2 separate regions of the Homo sapiens genome follow, and region 1 is linked to region 2. The links are chromatin loops, found by intact Hi-C in ENCODE. Cell type or tissue: dorsolateral prefrontal cortex. All regions are shown on one strand.

Evidence for each region. Peaks named below come from ENCODE experiments on the same cell type or tissue, not always from the same donor. Only the 100,000 strongest peaks of a DNase experiment are listed, where the experiment ranks them.
Region 1: it touches region 2 in a loop (8-fold over the local background); 2 of 110 quality-filtered maps call a loop at or near these places.

Annotation. Positions count from the first base shown.
Region 1 is chrY:14,819,297-14,827,296 of GRCh38, forward strand. NLGN4Y (neuroligin 4 Y-linked) reads left to right here. Exons shown (of 7, transcript NM_001365588.1): 5 at 4,892-5,077. Among named protein-coding and RNA genes, the nearest start is that of NLGN4Y-AS1, 19 kb to the left of the region's middle. In dorsolateral prefrontal cortex, no CTCF peak of the experiment used is centred here; no DNase peak of the experiment used is centred here.
Region 2 is chrY:14,518,537-14,526,536 of GRCh38, forward strand. NLGN4Y (neuroligin 4 Y-linked) reads left to right here and starts at 5,993. Exons shown (of 7, transcript NM_001365588.1): 1 at 5,993-6,172. In dorsolateral prefrontal cortex, no CTCF peak of the experiment used is centred here; no DNase peak of the experiment used is centred here.

The DNA.
Region 1 (8,000 bases), 300 kb after region 2:
CAAACACTCAGGCTGTAGCTAAAGCCACTTTATTTTCACTAAAGGCCAGGGTTTGATCTAACAATAGCATGATATCTTTCCAAGTGAAGTCAAATATTTGCCCTGGACCCTGTAGGACATCTATATACCTATTCAGGACTATCTGAAAACATCCCCAGGTCTACCTTATCTGCTTTAAATTGGAGAGGGAGAAGGGGACATGTACCTAGGTTCAGTCAAATTCCCCTCCCCTGACAGCTTGAAGGGGACATAAGCCATAGCCTGGGGGTGTTTGTGGTCCCTTGGATATTTCTTTGCTTGTTCCCCTTCTGGGTGGGGGAGACTAGAGGAGGCTTATTACTGATAGGAAAGGGAGCTGTATAGATGGTAGGATATGAAGCTAAACTGAGAGGTCCTCCTGTGGAATGTAAATTTCAAGCTTTGCCTTGTTGTGGATTATCCTTCAATGAAAAGAAAGCTTAGACATAAGATATTTCACTCAATTTGCCTTCTCTCTTACAGGTCAAAGGACAGTATGGCATTCTAATTTATACTTCCCTCAGGTGGTCATTTTTCCCATCAGAGAGAGAATATTGAGGCCAGGCCATAGTGCAGAAAAAAAAATAAGCCACTTCTATTTCAGTGTTTGCAGATCAAATTGTTCCCAATGGCTTAGGATGCATTTCAAGGGTGAGCTTGTTGATGCCTGAGTGATTCCCATCTAAAAGAAAAAAACAAATGTGGTTTTGGTTTGCCTTTTTTCCTTGCCCAAGATCCTGCAACAGTCCCTGGACCCTGATGTTCCGAATAGTTGTGCTCGCCAAAGCAGCAGCAGAAACACTAGTTTTCCTCCTAGATCATAAGGAGGACCAATAAATGTCGGATTTAGTAGCCCTTACCAACACATTCTTGAAAATCAACACCCTTGCCTTTCCTCTTAGACCACAAAGAGGACTGAGAAAAATCAGATTTAGTGGCCCTTAGTGATGCATCCTTAAAAATCTGTAAGAGTCCTAAGCATTCTCCTCTTAGTATTGGGACCTTATCCTTGTCCTATAAAGATGATATGCATCAAAATGGAGTGGAGGGCCATACCCTTAGGGAGGGAAGGGATCTCCAGGGTTGGAAGAGTGACACCTTTTGTCCTCACTTCTCATCAATGAAAAGGAAGGATATAATTTCTGAGGCTCCCCTTATCCTAGCTTCAGGAATAGCCTTTGTTAGGCCTGCTAGTCTGAGGAGGGTTGATAAATTCCAGATCATCCCCCTCCCAACAAAGCTTCAGGTGAAAACTATGTTTTTCTGATAGGGGAGCCTGGGTACCTAAAGAAGGAACAGAGTCCCACAGTTTATACCATAAATCATTTATAGGAGAAACTAGAAGATCACCAGGGACAGGGAGTTGTTTTTAGACACAGGGCTACCTTCAGAGAAGAGAGGCAGTAGGAAAGGTTGTCTTACAGGCGTTAGGACCCAGAAGGCAAGGGTCACGATAGATAGGATAGATGGGCGAGTCTCGCTTGTGCAACATAACTTTGAAAGTTATGCTCATGGCTGCAGGGTCAACCAACTTTTTGTTGGGACCCTGGAGCTGAATGACTTTCCTCTCTGTCAACCCTTGGCTCAGCCAAGAAATGCAGGAAAAATGGAAGCTGGTTCCAGGCAAATCAATGCTCCCAACTCCAAAGATTCAGTGGTTGTTAGAGAGCCCTTTCCCAGAAAGCCTGACACCTGAGTCTTTAGTCCAGCAGCCACGCTAGTTGCTTTTAACTGGTCAACAGGTGCCTGGTATTTAGTCCCCGAATTCTAAAGAAAAATAGGACAGAATAGCAAGTGAAAAGGGTCCAGCGGTACTCACCACATGGCAATATCCTGGATGAGCCACTAGATGTGTCCAGAGTTGGTTCCTGCCAGTGGGTTCGTGGTCTTGCTGACTTCATGAATGAAGCTGCTGACCTTCACTGTGAGTGTTACAGATCTTAAAGGTGGCATGGACTCAAAGAGTGAGCAGCAGCAAGATTTACTGTGAAGAGTGAAAGAACAAAGCTTCCACAGAATGGAAGAGGACCCTAGTGGGTTGCCACTGCTGGCTGAGTTGGCCAACTTTTATTTTCTTATTTGTCCCATCCCATGTTGTCTGTCTGTCCTATCAGAATGCCCTTTTTACAATCCTCCTTGTGATTAACTACTTTTAGGTTATTATAGAGTGCAGATTTGTGCATTTTACAGAGTGCTGATTGGTGCATTTTACAATCCTCTTGCTAGCTACAGAGTGCTGATTGGTGTTTTTACAGAGCACTGATTGTTGCATTTTACAATCCCCTTACTAACTACAGAGCGCTGATTGGTGCATTTTACAATCCTCGCTAAAGAGTGCTTATTGGTGTGCTTTACAATTCTCTTGTAAGACTGAAAAGTTCTCCAAGTCCCCACTCGACCCAGGATGTCCACCTAGGTTCACCTTTCAGATAATGTTTGGTAATTATTTAACTAAGCCAACATCTTAGCAGAATTCAGGCATCTGTCATTTTTCTAACCTGCTGGTCTTTCATTAGTTTTACAAAGGTTGTTTAGTTTTAAGAAGGGCTATTATCATTTAAACTATAAGTTCAATTTCTCCCAAAGTTAGCTTGGCCTATGCTCAGCAATGATCATTGTAGTATGGTGGTGAAAGACAAGATGGTGTTGGTTAGGTCAGATCTCTTTCACTGTCATAATTTTCTCACAGTTACAAGTTTTGCAAAGGTGGTTTCAAGATGAAAGGAGTATACTCTTGTAAAGAGCGTAAAATTATTTCAGTCATTCTGTACCTGAAACAGGCACTCCCCCTTTTTGATAGTTTAAATTTAAAAAGAAAATTAATAATCCCTGGATGTTGCAGTAAATGAAAATTCCAATGCAGAAACTGTGAAAACACATGCTTCAAAACACCACATTCTTTTGTTAAACTTCAGAGATGCAAGCATTGCCATTTCCCTTGGCAAGCTTACAGAATATTTGGAGGAAATTCTGAACCTCAAAGATCAATCCATCCAGTAGGATGCTGTTTGAATAACTAAGATTTTTGAACACAAGGGACATTCATTAGCCTGCTATTGGAAAGGTTACAAAAACCCTTGTTTTGTAAGGGAGGAAGGGATTGTGGTGGAAGAAAGGCCAGTGATTCACAGCATGTTGAAAATCTTCACGATCCTCTGCAGAAACAAAATAAGCCAACAGATCATTCTGCAGAATTGTGAAAGAGAGAACAGTGAGTTAAGAAAAGATGTGCTGAAGACAGAATCATTCTGTTAGAAAATTACTCGTGCCTTAAAAATTAATTACCTCTCTCTTTAATAGGGGACGAAAGCATTGCCCTGTGGTATTAGAGGGCACCCACACTGACATTATTCATCATTGTCATATGTACCCTGAATGAAAGGATTTCTTCTCCCAGGCAAAGCCTGATGCTCTTTATGAACAAACCGTGTCAAAGATTTAGTGATGGAGACTGGTGTTGCAGAACATTTTTGGCATAAAGCACTAATTAGTAATCACTAATTAAATGGTGGGGGGCTTGCGTAATGTCTGAACATACCCACTAATCACAGCTAATCTCACATCAAGTTTCTCTGAACTTTAAAGAAATCACATTGGTAGGATGTGTCTTAAGTAAGACCAACCTCACAGTTGCAATACTGCCTCTCCTTGAAGCTGCAGGCAATGGTGACTCCTGATTTAGGCTTGGAATTTATTGTCATTGTAGGAAAAAAAAAATCTTATGACTTTCTTTGAAGCCTGGCCATTTCCTCCTTTCCAGCTCAGAGCATTTTTCCAATTGTTCACGAAACCTAATGGAAGAAAATCTGGTTAACTCTACTGGTATGCAGCCTCATCCTCTACTCTTTTTGTTTTAAAAGTAGAAGCCAACACTCAGTCTCTCATTGGAATGCTGTCAACTTTGGTTAGGAATATGCTTTGAAGTAGTTGGTTTGGATTTATGTTATTTTAGGGCTTAAAGCAGTCTGTCATCATACAAACAAGCCCCTCCCTTATGTGACACTGTTGTTCATAAAAGGCATCAGACTTTGCTCGGGAGAAATGCTCAACTAAGGACAGGAAAATGGTAAAAAACAACAACGCAAGAAACCTTCCCCAAATACTCAACTATAATATTTGTTCCTTACATACAATTTCTTTTTTTGAAGATCTACGTCATTAACTCATTTGAAGGGACATTTAGTACGTAATTTATCATAGGAGTCTGTTGTGTTTAAAGAAAAATGTGCACACAAATGGTACCTTGAACCTCGTAAAATTTACAATGACTTCTGGGATTGCTTCATGTTATTAATATTTTAGATTCATTTTGTCTTCTATTAGCCACATATATACCCAAAGATGACAAGGTATCATAATGTCAACTTAACAATAATCATTGTTTATGTAATTATTTCTGCCACAAAAATTTTTCTCTAGTTTTTTCTTTAATTTCCTGTAATTTCCACTAACACTGTAGATGCATTTTTCCTTCTACATTAGCCACATATATACCCAAAGATGACATGGTATCATAAGGTGAATGTAAACAATAATCATTATTTGTATAATTATTTCTGCCACAAAAATTGTTCTCCAGGTTTTTCTCTAATTTCCTATAATTTCCACTAACATTTTAGATTTATTTTGCCTTCTACATTAGCCATATATACCTAAAGATGACATGGTATCATAATGTCAACCTAAACAATAACTATTATCTATGTAATTATTTCTGCCACAAAAAATTTTCTACAGTTTTTCCTCTAATTTGTGGGGGACAGGGTTGTGGAGAGAGAGAATGAAGAAGGCAAGCTATGAGATAACTTTTCAAATGGTGGGGATGTGTACACAATTTTTTTGACCAACAAAAATGTCCTGTGTTCTTCTGTAGGGTTTTTAAGTACCGGTGACCAGGCAGCAAAAGGCAACTATGGGCTCCTGGATCAGATTCAAGCACTGAGGTGGATTGAGGAGAATGTCGGAGCCTTTGGCGGGGACCCCAAGAGAGTGACTATCTTTGGCTCGGGGGCTGGGGCCTCCTGTGTCAGCCTGTTGACCCTGTCCCACTACTCAGAAGGTAATAATGGTGTCCCCGGGGTGGGTGGGCAAATGCCCTGAACCAAGAAATGAATAGTCAGAGTTCATAGCTGAGATTCATGTCCAGGTTGCCAGAAGTCACTGTGGAAATTGCAACAGAAAATGCCCAAAAGACAAAATGAACCCATCTTCATATATTTTAACTCAGCTTTTTTTCCATTTGCTCTGTCACTCAGGCTGGAGTGCAGAGGCATGATCATAGCTCATTGCAGCCTCCAACTCCTGAGCTTAAGCCTTCTCCAATCTCAACCTGCTGAATACCTGGGACTAATGGTTAAATTTTAATTTTTATTTTTATAGAGAAGTGGTCTTGCTATGTTTGCTCAGGGTGGTCTCAAACTCCTAGCCTCAAGTGATCCTCCTCCCTTGGCCTCTCAAACTGCTGAGGTGACAGAATTGAGCCACCATGCTTGGTTAGCAATATCTCCTCATTTAAGTGTGTGACAATTAGGTGTCGGTTACAATGATAGGAAAAAAATAACTGCTTTAGAAGGGCGGACACTATTGTTTCTTTTGACAGTCTCACTGTATTTGAACATTTGAAATTTTATTAACTTCTAGCTACAATTTGGTAAGAGTAATATGGAAGAGAGACAGTACGTCAATAAGGAAGAGAAATAGTATGTCAATATTGCAGATTTATAGATTTTTAATCAACTGGGCTTTTAACCACGTGTTTTTTTAAAAGACACTTCTCTAATTCACATTAATTCTTTAAATCTTCTGGAAACATTAGGAACATGGCTGGTGCATTCATAGAGAAGTAGATTCTACCCATAGGAATAGTGTCTCTCTCCCTGACTCTGTCTCCCTCCCTCTCTCTCTTCCCCTTTCACTCTCCTCTTTCCCTCTCTCTTCCTGTCTCTCCCTCTCTATGTCCTCTCACTTTCTCTCTGTCTCTCTCTCTGTTTTCCTCTGTCTCTCGCCCTTCCTCTCTCCCCTCCTTCCACTGTCTCTCCTCGATCTCCCTCTCCCTCACACTATCCTCTCACCTCTTTCTCCTTTTCTCCCCTTCTCTCTTTGTCTCTCTTCCTCTCTCTCCCTCTCCAGTTCCCCAGTTTCTTCCTCACTGTCTCTCTTCCTCTCTCACTTCCCCCCCTTCACACTCTGTCTCTCTCCCTTTATTTCTTTCTCTCTGTCTCCCTTTTTCTCCCTCTGTCTCTTTCCCTTTCTTCCTCTCCTGCAAACATGACTTTCAGCAAAGGACCACCTTACTGGTCAGTTCAGCATGAGGCACTTGGAAGTGTCCACAGTTTCCTTTATCTCTCTCTCTCTAACACACTTTTAGGAAGAACCTCCCTGCTGGGCCAGTCAGCATGACATCCTCTACTTGTCCCCGTGGGAGCTCCAAACCCTCCCTGGGGCCCTGCTAATAACCTGGAAAAAGCTGCTGTTGGCAAAATAGGGGAAGGGGAAACCGCAGAAACACACTCACATCATGTTACCTCAATCAGACATGCACTTGTATGTGGTAGTTAGCATAGGCAACCACACCCAACCAGATGTGCACTTGGGCCTCTAAGTAGTAATTGCTCATGCTGCCTAAGTGGTGGTCAGCATAGACAGCCACACCCCTGAGCCCTGCCAGAGCACCTGAGGCTCACTCAATGCAATTCCCTGATGCTAATGCAAGAGGGAGGCTCTCTGCAGTATCAGATGAAACTTCAAAGAGAAGTCCACAGGAATTTGTGGCAATTGGTTCTGGAAGCTGGATCACCAATTCTTGGCTGTGGCCTAAAAGGAGAAAGCAGGAAAATCTGCAGAACAGATCCAGCCCTCTGTTACCTGGCCAGGTACAAATGAATATTCATAATAGCCATCTCAGTCATCAACACAGCATTGTGATATGTTCTGTGTCATTGGTAGGCTTCAGAATGGCACCACACTGACTGGACCATTTACATCTGAAGTACTCAAAATCTTAATGGAATTTTTCTTTCTTTTCTTTTTTTTTTTTTTTTTTTGAGACGGAGTCTCACTCTGTCACTCAGGCAGGAGTGCAGCATCATGATCTTCACTCATGTCAACCTCTGTCTCCCAGTTTTAAAATGATTGTCCTGCGTCAGCTTCCCAAGTAGCTGGGCTTACAGGTGACCATCACCATGCCCAGCTAATTTTTCTATTTTTAGTAGAGATGGTTTTTTACCATATTGGCCAAGCTGGTCTCAAACTTCTTGACCTGATGTGATCCGCCTGCCTCAGCCTCTGGAATTGTTATTTATTAAAGTTATCAGCTGGGTAAGGTGGCTCATGCCTGTTATCCCAGCAGTTTGGGAAGCTGAGTGGGGAGTATGGCTTGAGCCCAGGAGTTTGAGCCCAGCCTGTGCAACTTAGTGAGACCACATTTATACAAAAATAAATAAATAAAAACAAGCCAGGGCTGGTGGTGGACGCCTGTGGTCTCAGTTGCTTGGGAGGCTGAGGAGGGAGGATCACTTGAGCCAGGGAGGTCAAGTCTTCAGTGAGCTCTGAAGGTGTCACTGCACTTCACCCTGGGTGGCAGAGAGAGACCCTGTCTAAACATAAAGAAATAAAATTAAAAAAATACCTTTCTTTAAAGTAACTGCAGGACTTTCTTCACTTCCTGCACCATCTGAACAAGTTTCTAGATCACTATGCTCCTCAGTGTCTTCTTTAGCAAGATAGGACAGATGAGGATTTCCTAAAATCCTCCAAACTCTGAATTCCTTGAGTTCGTAGTTCATAATGTTTTGCCCAGGAGACCAAATGACTTTTGACCTCAAACTAGTGCTAATAACAGGGAAGAGGAAAGGCTCATATTTGTAGTAACTTTATTTTAAAAACAGGAACAATGAATAATCTGATGAACCATTTGGCATAGAGATTTCTATGGCATTTTTGAAAATACATAGATATTCACATTTCTCAGTTGATATGACAGT
Region 2 (8,000 bases):
AGGTTCCCAGAACTCACTCGAGACCTGTGAAGTTTGAATCCTGGTGTTTAGCTCTAGAGGCATGGATTTTGTAACCATCTTCCTGGGTCATCCTTGTTGACCTTGAAGTTCCAAAGCCTCTGCTCACTCCATATCTATTTCTCTTCTCTAGATATTATTAACTTGGAATAATTTCCCATATCTACTCTCCAATTCCCCAGAAAAAACTTGTTCTGTGAACCTTTTTCTCATCATCCCAATAGGATGCTTGTTATGCCTTCTGTATGCTTTGGAGATGGCATATATCACACATTGAGTTGCATTTTAATAATTGAAGAGTTTAATTTATTCCCTTATTAGATTTTAAGCATCTTTTATGCTATACATATTTATCTTTCCAATAATGATTAATAACATAGTATATATTATTATTGCACTAACAATTATCCTACTGAAAATATTTGTTTCAATTTGACCATTGTATTAGGAGAGTCAATAGGAATCAGTAGTGCCCTATAGTGTATCTGGCTTCACCAGTATTGTATTTCGAGTTCCACATATTGATCCCATAGGAGCATTAACATAATAGTATGTATGAATGTATGTATGTTCATAATAGTATGAACATAACAGTATGTAGAATGTAGTTGATGAAGACACTGAGATGGAAAATCAGAGAGAACAAGTAATGTGGTATAGATTATGTCTCATGTTTCATCCAGTTCTTTGTACCAAACCCAGCTTATATATCCTTCTAGGAACCCTACTGTTTTATTTCATTTTATGAATCCTCCTAGCTCCCACATCTCACCATACTCCACAATTAGATTTCAAGTGGAAACATGAAGAATGATATCCTTATCTCTTCCAGGAATTCAGAATTTAAACCTCCGAAGCTCTTCTGTCTGTATCGTAATCCTGTGGCTCAGTTGTTAAGAACTGGTGTTTTAGGTTCTATCCTGGTCACTTATGAGGGATTTTGGATTAGGGAAAATTATAAACTCATAATATCTTATATTCACTTTTTCTTATAAGCATGATTCCATTTGTCTAAGATGCTTTCTTAATTTTTTTTTTTTTTGAGGGAGGGTTTCATTCTGCAACACAGGCTGGGGTACAGTGGCATGATCATGGCTCACTGCAGCCTCAACCTCTCTGGCTCAAGTGGCCCAACCTTCAGCCTCTTGAATAGCTGGTACCACAAGCATGCACTACCACTCTTATTTTAATTTTTTGGTAGAAACAGGATCTCACTACATTGCCCAGGGTGATATCGAACTCCTGGGCTCTAGTGTTCCCCCTGCCTCAGCCTCCCAAAGTGCAGAGATTCCAGGCATGATCCACTGCTCCTGGCCTTTTTTTTTTTTTTAAGAAATTAATTAATTAATTTTAAAAAGTCTTAGTGAAGTAATTCAGACAGAAGTGACTTGTCTGCTCTCTCCCAGGTCACATGTCTCAGGGAAGAGATCTGCTACCCAACCAATGCACCCACAAACTAAGCCAAGCATTCAGATTTTGCCCAAAATCTCCCTCCCAATCTCACTTTATCATGCTGCCTTAAAGTATTTAGAGTTGATGTCTCCCCACAGCAATCTCCACTCCCTTCCCTTCCCCTCTCCCCTCCCCTCATCTCCCCTGCCCTCCACTCCCCTCCACTTCTTTTCTGTCCCTTCTTTTTCTCCTTTTCTCTTTCTCTCTCTGTCTCTCTCATTCAGGACTTGATTTGTCACAGCCATTCTTGCAACAACCTTACAAACATTTTCTTTGCTTTCCACATTGGCCCTCTTCAACTAGTTCTCCATGTTGCCATCACAGTGATTGTCCTAAAACATAAATCTGATTATTTCTTCTTCCCTCACTGCAGAAAATGTGTTATTGGCTTTCCCACTGCCTACTGGATAAATTCCACCTTTTCAGCATGACATTTAAAACTCTTCACAATTAGGTCTCTAATCCTTTCCTCACTACCTTCTTTTCAAATTCAATGTCCTGCCATGCCAAACCCTCCCTATTTCTAGATCTCCACACATACAGTATTGCTGCGATGTCTTTAGCCATGGCTTCTTTTTCAACTTCTTCAACCAATCAGTGTCGATGTACCATTCCTTCCCTACTCTGAATGTTCTTCCTTTGCAAACCCTTGGTTAATTATTTTAACCTCTATGGGTCCCTATTAATTTATATGTATTCCTTGTACACACCTTCCTGTAATCACATTTTTTTCTCATGCTTTTCATTATCTTGTCTACTATAATGTATGCTTTCTCAAAAATAAATGGATAAGTCTCACTCACAGTTACATGTCTGTGCTTAGGACTGTGTCAGTGCTAAAAAAAAAAAAACCTGAACTTATGAATAAGTCAATGAATTAATACATTCTTGGCAAAGTCCATGACTTTGTGGCCTATTATAAATTAGTGTGTTCAAGTTGAGGTTCTGGTTTAGTTTAGGACATAGATATCTATATATAGTCCATATATCTACATATATATGTCTACATCCATGTATATCACTGATTTGGGGGATAAGCTGTATTTATAAACAATACTATCATGTTAATGGGTCTTCAATATCTACACAATAATGGAAAAAAGTATATGTATATTTCTAAATATCTAATGGGAACACACACACATATATGTATGTATGTATATACATTTTTCTATTATTGGCTATAGATATCTTTTAATAGATAAGTGTATATCTATGTACCAATCTTGTTGGCAAAGGATGCTTTCATGCATATTATCTCATTTAGTCCCCACAAGGAAAAGCAACCCACAGGAAAGGTAATAATAATGTCAGCTCAACAGAGTCACAGAACATAACTGACTTTATGACAAGGCAAAATTTGTGAGGATAGAGTCTTAACATGAAACCAGGTCCCCAGATTCATGTCCATCATCTTCCCCATTATTGCTCATGTTGTCCAAAATCCTTCGCATCATCATGGAAGGCTTCATGCTTAGGTTTACTTCCTAAAGCAGAAGCAATTAGGAGAATGTCCTATGTGTTGTGGACATTATCTTTTTTCCTTCCATAAATGAATTAATGGGCAATGAAATAATTTTAAGAAAAGCTAACTTTTATAGCCAGGTAGAATAAAAGTAATCACCATGAAATATTGTGAAGATAAGCAGGCCCCACACACTAGCTCAGCTAATCAATATGACAATATTACATGGAGATTATCTGTTCCATTTTACAGATGCAGAAATGGAGGCGAATATTAAAATTCATTCCTAAGGTCACATGCAACTTAAACCCAAGCAATCTCATTTTAGAATCTGTGTTCATTGCCACAACATTCTATGATGTACTCTGATCTTTGCATTGCCAATTTAAATCCAACTTTCTTGAAGCCAACTTTAAATACTGGGAACTTTAAGCATTGTCAATTTCAAGCCAACTTTCTCCAACCCAATTTTAAATACAGGGGTCACACCCTCCTCCTCGCCCCCTGCAACTTGAAACTCCCTGGGAAAGATAACCTCCTGGACCTGGGAAATGAGGAGTATTTAGAAACAACTGCCTCTTGGTAAGCACACCTCCTATATTTTATCCAAATCATGAAATTATAACAATAGAAGTAAACAAAAAGCCTTCATTCATCCTCTTTCAACCATAACCTCGGCATAAAAAGCTCCTGTACTTTACAGAGCTGTATTCCAATTTTCGCTGCTCTTAAAATTTTTTTTAATATCATTGCTTCCCAATTGACTCACAATAACGCAGACATAGGGACTGCTGGAGACTGTGACCTTAAACAGTTAAAGATGTCTGCATATACGACATCATGTTTGGTGTGGAGAGTACCTAGAGATTCCTAAAAAAGCAAAGAGGAAGAAGGTTTGCTGTGCGCATCTGGGTACCCTGCTCTATCTCCAGGGTTCCCAGGATCTCTCTGTTACAGCTGGTTTGCACTGGGATTAGTTGCTCTTTGCATGAGGTTGTAGCTGTGGACGTGGGTTTTGTAGCGATTGGGACGACTCTGGAGATCTATTGGCTGCTGGGTTTGTAAATTTCATTCATTTTGGTCCAATGGCAGAAGGAGAGCGCCGGAAGCAGAAGGACCTCTCTCCCCTAGCTCTCTTTTTCTTGCAGAGACATCTTTCTCCCATCTCTGTCTGTTAGTACAGAGCTCTTATTCAGCCACTAGCTCGGCCTTTCCTGCTTCAATTGTAATGCTTGTTCTGCCCGGGGACACACTATTGACAGCAGAAACAATGAATTTCCTCCAAACCCGGCAATGTTGGTGGCTCTTGCATTCCTCTGGATGAGCGAATCTAGTTGGGGGGTTCCCGAAGGGGAAGGCGCCTGGGCTTTCAATACATCCTCCTGAATCATACTGCGTTTCAGGTTCCTTAGAAAAATTTGGATGTGTAAAAAGAACTCTTAACGGCGATGCAGGTCTTCCACAGCTAAGGTAGGTGCAGTTTTAAGACGTGTCTTTCGCATATTATTATCCTTATTTTAAAAAGCCGTTTAAACAATTTGACTTGCAGTGGCTCTCCAGCAAAGGAGGGAAAGCCTCACTGGCGATATTTGAGCTTCATTTCATCTAATATTTATTTATTTTTTCCTTTTATTATTATTATTATTGGACAATTTGGGCTGGACTCTCTCCCATCTGTCTCGCTCCATTTCTTTGGTGTGGATGGGAATGTGGACATCGATGTATGGCTTTTACATGCAATCTCTCCACAGGAACATTTGGTTTTATTTTCACTTAAAAATAAAAATGCAGACCACCAATGTTGTTTGGAAGCATTTTGCTGCAATCAGCTGTTTGAACAGCTCTGGGGCCATGTGCGGTGTGTTTAAAAAGTAGCGCTGCCTTCCATACAAATTAAAGGAAGACTGTGGCGGGGAAAGGAGGGGAAAAATATATATATATATACACACAGACATATATATGCGTATGTGTGAGTTTGTGAGTGTACACATACACACACACATATATATATGTACACACACACACATACATGCAGTACAGGGGAAAAGGAGGGAAAAGGCCAGGGCTGGAGATGGCGAAAGCAGGAGGACTTCTGCAAACTGTGAGCATGGAAGGCTTTTCTTCTCTTTTCTCCCCACTCCAAAGCCCTCGTCTTCTTTAAGAAAACCACCACTGCCTGGGGTGCTTCTTTTGGGAGGCTGGGGTTGGGGGTTGGTGCCATTAACCAGAGAGAAAAGGGGAAATAAAGCTTGGTTGGGGTTGCATTATGAGATTTTTTTTTCCCTTCCTTCATCTCCTGGCCTCGGATAAGATAAGGCTTGGGGGATGCACGAAATAATCCAAGTGATTGATTAGACCTGGCATGGCTTGGTTGGGCTGGAGAAAGATCGGGGCGCGCTGGAAACCCCGCGTGAAGATGAAATGACTGTAGCTCCGTGCTGCTCCTCCAAACTCGGGAGCGGTATCCATGCACCCCTTTCCCGTGTGTGTGGGTTACGACGTGGGTGGGAGTGGTGAGGCAAGCCGCAAAAGTGGGGTAGAGCTGGTGGTTTTGCTTCTTCGGAAGCCTTTGAGTGTGGCCTGGACCTTAGATGGGGGTGCAGGGCGGTTTGCCGCTGCCACCCTCGGCACCATCTCTGAACTGCCCGCTTTTCCGGAGGAGCGGAAAAGTTGGAAGCCGAAAAGACAGGCGCCCGGAGCCCTGGTCTAGGTATCAGGTGATCCGGAGCCCTAGTCGGTGCCCACTAAGAACACCCCTTCTCCCATCGGGGGTTCGGAGGAGTGTTAAGCCTGCGGGTCTGCCAGTCCCTAAGGTAGGGATGGGGGAGGGGTCTGAGGAATCCGTTCCAATAGGCACACCATCCCCACAGCCCTAGAAAAGGCAACCACCACCCGCTCCTTCCTCCCGCACCATCCCATCTCAAGGCTCTCTGCTGACCCGGGCCGATTTCATCTGGTCTCTTCTCCCCCGCTTCCCACCTCCCAATTCCCGCGCAGCTCGGCTCCGTTCCCTCCCACTCCCCTAGGCGGAACTGAAAGCGAAGATCAGCCAAGAGCACAGTCGGAGGCGGCAGAGACGGTGGCGGGTGAGCTAGGGGCTGTGAGACGAAGCAGGGAGAGAGTGAACTTCAGCCCCGTCCCCTCCCCACTGCCACGGCTGGGGCAACCCAACCCGCGCCTGAAGCGGCTTGGCTTGACCTGCGGAAGCGCGGGCCGGGATGGCGTGGGGAGAGGGAGGTAGGTGCCACTGGGCTGCAGATGACGAGTGGGTTGGGGGCTTGCTGTGGGACAAGAGGTTCAGGTTCCGGCCTGCGCCTTCCACTCCGCGGTGGCGCTCTCTGCCTGCGGTTTTCCAGGAGGCCGATCTACCCCAGGGACACTCTCATCCTTCAGGCGGTCTCCTGGACGCCCTTTCCTCCCCTTGCCTCCCAGCCTGACCTGGCTCTTTCGCCCCTCGGAGAACCGGTAGGTTGGGGTCCCTCGGCGGGGGTCTAGTGAGCCGAGTCGCGAGCTTTGCGCCCCCGGTATCTAGGCCCCGTGCCGCGCGCAAATCCGGGCCCAGGCGTACAGTTCTGGAGCCTAGTCGCCGCCAGACACAGGGCCCTTTGTACCCGGAGGAGCGGGAGCGGGAGCGGGGGCGTCAGGGCAACCCTTGCACCCCAGAGGCCTGCCTAGGACCACCCTGGGAACAAATGTCTCGCTCGGAAAACGAGGTGAACCCGGAGGATGTCCTACGCATCATACCCCTCCCCTTCTTGAGAAGGCTTTTTCTTTTTTTCTTTTTTTTTCCCGGTTTCCTTTTCTCTGGCTTCTTCCACACCTTACCGCAGGTGTGGGCCTCTTTTCATGTATGTGCGGCTGCTATCTCGGGGATGCAGGGGAAGGCGGTGTAGGAGGCAGCGTGGAAGGGTACTAGGAGGTGGCGGCGGGATTTTGGGCCTGGTGATGTGCCCGAGCTTGCAGCTAGCTGGGGCACTGGGCCCCCAAGTCACGAATTCAGCCCAGGGCTTGGGCGAGACTGCCCGGAGCAAGGACGGAGGATCCAGATTTACCATTTGGACCCAAATTAAGAAATTTGGGGTGGGGGTTGGGTAGGGGTTTTGAAACTAAGCAGGTGACGTCCTTGCGAGCTGAATCCACAAGGTGGTAGTATGGCTTATATTATTTTTATTTTATTATTTTATTTTATTTTTCTATTGTTCATTTTTTTTGTGTGTGGGGAGTGGGGGATGTTTTTTTCTCTGTGTACTCCAATCTTATGCTTTTTGAAGGCATCCATTGCCCGTAGGGTTTACATAAGACCGCGTTGCATTATATTTTCTTAAAAGTGGGGTGGTGTGCATAAGCTTCCATTTCAGAATCAGTCGCTCCTGTGATGTGAGGGAGGCAAAAGCAAAGAAAAGGAAAAATAAACAAAATAAGAAGTTTAGGGAGACTTCATTATCCCCACGAAGCCGGAATTGCCAGTTTGTGTGGTCGTTCTGCGGGCAACATAGAAGTGCGTGTTTCAGAAATCCTTGGATAGCTTCTTTCTTCTCCAACTAGAAATTAAATGGCCAGGGTGCAAACACCTGACTTTGATGAAAACAAAGTGGCAGAAACTACAAGAGACCTGATTGCTTTCAATGAACGCACTGAGCCTTTTCCTAGAGGATGGCAGAGCTGGGAGAAATCAGATCTCAAAGAAATCTACAGTTTTGTGAGGGCAGATTTGGAGAGTGGAGAATTATTTCATACCTTTAGTTGGCCCTGGTGAAGATGTTAGCAGTAATCCATCAAATCCTTAGCATAGATTTTCCTGTGGAAATGAGCAAAATGTTAAGGGGTTGGGGGATGGCTATATAGGAATTTCATGGAGACCTCTGCAAGGATGTATTTTCTCAGATTAGAAATCCGGTATTTTATTACACAATGCAATGAATGCATTCTACACACACATGCATTCCATATTTCTGTATGTGTGTCTGTGTGTGTGTGTGTGTGTGTGTGTATGTAGTCTTTTTAAAGAGTATCTTTGACATGTAAAAACATAATCAGGGCCATTGTAGGAAGTGGAAAATTACTT